Regions from separate parts of the Mus musculus genome. Here region 1 is linked to region 2. Evidence: chromatin contacts called from ENCODE Hi-C or POLR2A ChIA-PET data. All regions are on one chromosome and are shown on one strand. Each heading gives the region's core, a stretch centred on a gene start or an enhancer-like site at or near the end of the contact. The rest is flanking DNA. Distances are from core to core; before and after follow the strand shown. Region 1 holds the start of Ofd1 (OFD1, centriole and centriolar satellite protein). Region 2 holds the start of Mospd2 (motile sperm domain containing 2).

Region 1 (2,700 bases), core at 3-2,502, 1.5 Mb before region 2:
AAATAAGAGCAACTGAAGGAGCCAGTCGAGGGTGTTTTAAGCTAAGTGAGGATGAAGTGTTCTGTGGTGGGTGTTTAGTATATTCTTGAAATATAATGTCTAGTAGGAAAGGGATTTGACTAGGGATAGCTCGTGGTTCCTTATGAGCAAAATCTGCTTTGCTGGTATGGCTGCCAGGAGCTGGTGCTGAGAAACTGTGTGGTCAGCAGTGAAAGGCTGTGATCAATTAATTATTCATGTCTGGTATGGCTGTCAGGAGTTGGTGCTGAGAAACAGTGTGGTCGAATGGCTATGATCAATTATTCATGTCTGGTATGGGTTTGAGGGAGTGCAGTACATACACAAGATCAAGTATTTTTTTTTAACTCTAGACTTGACAGGCTTATTCTAAACTGCTGTAAAGGCCAAGCCCAGGGCTGACATCTGAAGTTACCAGGAAGCTAAAAATTCATATGGTGCAATGGTGGAAGACTACTAGTGCAAGAGCAGGATGAATTTAGAAATCCTTACAAGTTAAACATTTTAGTTAACAGGCAAACACAAGATAAAACGCATGCACCCCAGTTCAAAGCCGTCCATATTTATAGCAAATCTCTCTATGGAGGAACCTTTCAGAAACTTGCTCCTGACAGCTGTAAATTCAACTTGCCCCACAGATCAGCAAAACTAGTGGGGCTTTTCTATAAAATGAAGCTCCGTGCTTCTCAAGGAGATGCGCTTTTGCCCTCTTTGAGAGCATCTGTCAAAGTCTGGAGGGCGAGGTAGGGTACCACTGGCATTTAATGGAAACTGACCAAGGATGCGGTCAACCTACGATGCCCGAGACCGCTTTCTACAGTAAACCGGCTGCAAAGGGCAATGGCATTGCAATGAAGATGCACTGCGTTAGCGACCTGGAGAACGCCAAGCCTCCGTCCCAGTGCGCGGAGGTCCCCTCCAAGGGGACACGGAGGCTATACCAACTAGGAGAACGGGGATTACTCGGCGCCGGGGGGCTGGGCGTGCTGTCCCGAGTCAGGGCTGGGTAGAGGTAGAAGACCACTGTTCGCATCACGGGAGGCCTGGATGCCCCCGCGGACCCGGAACGCCCGCCGCCTGCTTCCCTCCAGAGCTCACCTGTAGGGAGGAGCCGAGATGAGAACCGGCCGCCTCTTTAATCTGCGCTCGGGAGCCTCAGCCTGGGAGTCCCAAAATCACTCTCGCGAGATCTGAGGCTATGCTCTCGCGAGACGTGGCCGGGACTGCTCGCCTAAGAGCGCGCAGGCGTCACGGAGGGCCAAAGCCTGGGCGGTTAGGCTGAGCCGGCCGAGCGGGCCGAGCGGCCGGAGCGGGCGGAGCAGGCGGCGGGCGGCGGGCAGTGTAGGGATGAGCTACGGAGCAGGGAAAACTGCCGACTGAGCGGCCGCTTCGGGGCCCTCGCTTGTCGTTTCCGTCTTTATTCCGTCCAGAGTCCCTCCTGGCTCGCGGACCCGCCCACCCTTCCCATACCGTGGGAGGAAGCGCGGCTGCTTGACGAGTTAGGGGCTGAATGTTTAGCTCTCTTGCTCCCCTAGGTCCCCAGAGACAAGCTGGATTCCGAGGTCAAGGGCTCCCTCTCCTCCTGCGCCCCGGCCCGGGCCGAGGAGTCCGACCGTGGAGGGGCGAGCTCGGGAGGAAAGCAGATGAGGATGGCTCAGGTAGTTCCACCTGCCACTTTCCAGGGTTTTTCCGATTGGACATCTCTTTGTTTTGATGTCCGTTAAGCATCTTAGGGCTTCCGGTGAGGTCACTGATTTCTGAAATTCAGGTCCACGTTGACACTAGGTAACCCATCATTTTCTCTTTTCAGTCCAACATGCCCCACAAGTCTGATGTGTTGAGTCAAGATGAACTGCGCAAAAAGCTATACCAGACGTTTAAGGATCGGGGTGTACTGGACACACTTCAGGTATCAGATTTAGGCACAATCGTGTCGTTATACTTCCACAAGTGTAACCTTTAACCGCAGGTGGCTCCACATTTAAATTCATTCATTAAGGTAGCACATAACCTGTATAATGAACACATTGCCATAAAACTAAGCTGCTGTTACAAATCTTGTTCCCAGTCTCGCTTTGATCATGCTACGTCTATGTAGTGAGCAGGAGGGGGACTTGCGAGGAACGGACTGCAGAGGGTAATGTGAGCAGAGTACTGTGGTCTACATGTCTGAGAACAACAAAATGAAGCCCAGTCTGTTTCATGATACTCCCTAGAAAAAAATCTATAGTGGAATGGTACCAGGTGTCTTGTCACACGCCTTTATCCCAGTTCTTCGGAAGCAGAGGAAGGCACATCTCTTGTGAGGGTAGCTGGGCCAAATAGCCAGTTCCAGGTCAGCCAAGACTTCATAGTGATACCCTGTGTCAGTAATAGTAAGTACACATAAGATATTTTAGAGTGTGGATATTTTAAATGAATAGCAACTGTTTATTAGAACATCTTAAGTTTGGGTAGCAGCAAGGGATGGAGTTAGTTCAATGTGTTTCCTTACAATATACCTTTTAGACTATATTTTACATATAGAATTGGAAATTAAGGAAAGGTGAGCCCAATTTTTCCCACTCTTGTTTTACTACATACAAATATTTAAGACTTGTCCGGAAAATACAGAAAGGCAGAAGAGAGAAAAATCATATATTATAACTACAAACTGCTGTTAGGCGTGTATATCATTTTAAA
Region 2 (2,700 bases), core at 28-2,527:
TAGGGGAGCTCGGAGTTACTCAAATATTTTTATGAAAGTTTTCAAACAAACTTTAAACAATGTGTTCAAATTTTCCCATAAAAACAAATATTGAAAACGCTTTGGGAAAAGATGTTAACTGCCTTTTTAAGGTCAACCAGCTACAGACTAGGTAAAACGTGGGTTGTCCTTTTTGGCAGAGGGGCAGGGCTGCTGAGGCTGGAACTTGAGGTCTCCAGCATGTGCTGGACCTGTGATCGACATCCCCAGTGCCTGGGAAAACGTTTTCTCTAATTGCCAGTACAAGTAGTCTTCAGTGTTGGTCAGTTTTTAAGAAAGGCAGCATTGTTATGTTCAACTAAGCCACCAAAGCTAATAGTTTGTTGTAGTACTTTATAAATCTAAGCTTTCACCAGTCTCGGCAATGTTTGCATTTCACCCTGGATAAGTATTGCGACCTGTCCTGCAAGCTTGGCAGCATCGTTGGCTTCTCCCCATTAGAAATCAGCTACACTCCCATTCTAGAGCGGTGACACCCACAAATGTCACTTACATGGCAGGAACAAGAGTCTACCCCCACCTCGTTAAGAACAAGTAACTCAAAATAACATCTTTCCTTTTAACTTTCTATAACCACTTAACTCAGAGTTCAAAGACGGTTGCCTTGTGAGCGTCTCCCAGTCCACAACTGTGGTGGTTATACCTGTAACCAGGATCAGAGAGACTGACACAGAAAACTCATGTCTGAGAAGGGAGGCCAACCTAGGCTACAGACCAAGTTGCCAGCACTATAAAGCCAGACACCACAGCCAAAAGAAAAGAACCTTAACAGAAATAATCGCCGAATATAGCGAATACTCACAATGCAAGTTATCTGCGAGCGGTCAGGAGAAAACCAAACCAAACCAAAACCAGTTCTCCAAGGCTGCCAAATTGCCACGTTCCAGTTGCACCAAAGGACTCCAAACCTCCCGCCCGCGCATTGCACGCTGGGACAACCGGCCCAATAGTTGCCTGAACAACTCAGGCGGCAAAGCCTGCAGGAGGTGGTAGCCAGAGGGGACCTGGGAGGGGCGGAGCCTCCGAGGGCTGGAAGCAAATGGCCAGCTGAGCTGTAGGGGCTGAGCTTCAGGGAAAAGCATCAGAGTGCTCCAGGCTACTTGGGGCGGGACACCGGTGCCAGGAGGTCGTCGGAAGGCGGGGTTTCTCCTTTAGAGAAGCAAGTGGGAGCCCAGCAGAGCACTTATTCCCGCCTCTACCCCGGACAACACTATGGGATTGGACAGTGTGGAGGCACTTCCTTCTACGTTCCGGTGTCACGCGACCCCCTCCCCCCCTCCCTCCCTTCTTGATCTACCTTTGGGCTGGGCTGGCTGGTGATGAGACACTTGGCTGCAGGCTGTGGAAGGAGCGACGGGTACAACCACAATAGGTTCCGCGACTGTGACCATGGCCGAGGTGAGCAGCACCTCATCGCTGCCTGGGCCGTGAGCCTGGAAGACAGCTTCCAGGCCCAGGGCCCGTGCGCTCCGGTGCAGGTGAGCTGTGTTGGGAGTGATCTGGGTAAGGACCGAGAGCATCTTAAGGTTTTGTTGTGTCTCCTATCCAGAATAACGCTCAGAATAAAGCCAAGCTAATCTCAGAGACCCGGCGGAGATTCGAAGCTGAGTATGTGACAGGTAAGCATGCTTTCTGTGACTTAAAGTGGGGTGTGCAGTGAGCATATCCAACTTTTACTGGTGTGTTTGTGGGTGTTTTGACGGGAGATGTTAAGAGACCTTTCCAACCTTCACTGGAAAGATGCTGTACATGTTTCAAAGGTTTTGCCATACTGTGTGCGCTGCTTTACTTGGGCAGATGGTGGGCTTCCTTTAAACGGTTAGTGAAAGTTAGAAATCAAAATGCCTAGCATCTCCTTATATCCATGGGCCTCACAGGCTATGAACATATTGGCCAATGACATAGGTGACACTGTTCAGTTCATGGCTCCTTCGCTGGCCTTTCACCAGAAAACGAACCTGGAAACTGCCATTGTACTGTTGCCATATAGTTTGTACATAATTTGGTAATCCAGTTCCTTTTATTTTGCTTAATTCCGCTTCTTAAAACCAAAAGTGCTACGCACAAGTTCTCGCTCCACACTGTACTTAAAAGTTTCTGTAAGTGCAGAACTGGTTTATTGGTTGAATAATCTGGTCACTGTCATAGAATCTTGTCAAGTACTTAATCTGCTGACTTAGTGCTTGTACATTGTTTTTAAACATTTGGAATAAGTTGCCTTGATTGATACTAATGTAGCCCCCTTCCACAAAATAGCTTACTTCCATGTTCCGAGTTCCTGTTTCCATATCTATGAAATGCAAGTAAGGTTAAGAATTAAGTGAAGAAACGTGTATCAGACCATCAAGTGTGGAACTAAATCCAGTAGGTGGTCAATTTAGATTTTGCCTCAGTCATTGGTTACCATGGAAAGAACTAAACTGTTGTATTTTGATTGTAGTGCTTGGCAGAAGAGTCATACACCTTTATACTGTTCTGTGCTATATATCAGTTCATGACCTAGAACAAATAACTAAGTCCATTCCAAGTAGCCTGGCCCGTAAATCTTTTCATGCCTCCTGGCCAATTTTCTTCATGTACCAAACTTTGTACCAGAGAGTTGCAAAAGCACTCTATTAACTTTTAGCACAGAGATCTTATTCATGTCTATTATCATCTCTG

The links. A loop is a pair of places that touch in the nucleus more often than their neighbours do. ChIA-PET counts read pairs that join two places held with the same protein, here RNA polymerase II (POLR2A).
Region 1: a map of regulatory T cell shows a loop between it and region 2 (5-fold over the local background). The contact joins the promoter of Ofd1 here to the promoter of Mospd2 in region 2. A Hi-C loop is called at or near these places in 1 of 37 maps with a recorded cell type or tissue (regulatory T cell). POLR2A ChIA-PET finds 5 or more read pairs at or near these places in 1 of 5 experiments (Patski).

Annotation. Positions count from the first base shown.
Region 1 is chrX:166,439,256-166,441,955 of GRCm38, reverse strand. Ofd1 (OFD1, centriole and centriolar satellite protein) reads left to right here and starts at 1,252. Exons shown (of 23, transcript NM_177429.3): 1 at 1,252-1,676; 2 at 1,829-1,927. The coding sequence starts at 1,662. Trappc2 (trafficking protein particle complex 2) reads right to left here and starts at 1,201. Exons shown (of 5, transcript NM_025432.4): 1 at 1,117-1,201.
Region 2 is chrX:164,978,952-164,981,651 of GRCm38, reverse strand. It overlaps Mospd2 (motile sperm domain containing 2), which reads left to right and starts at 1,277. Exons shown (of 15, transcript NM_029730.4): 1 at 1,277-1,437; 2 at 1,589-1,658. The coding sequence starts at 1,429. Fancb (Fanconi anemia, complementation group B) reads right to left here and starts at 1,060. Exons shown (of 9, transcript NM_001146081.1): 1 at 842-1,060.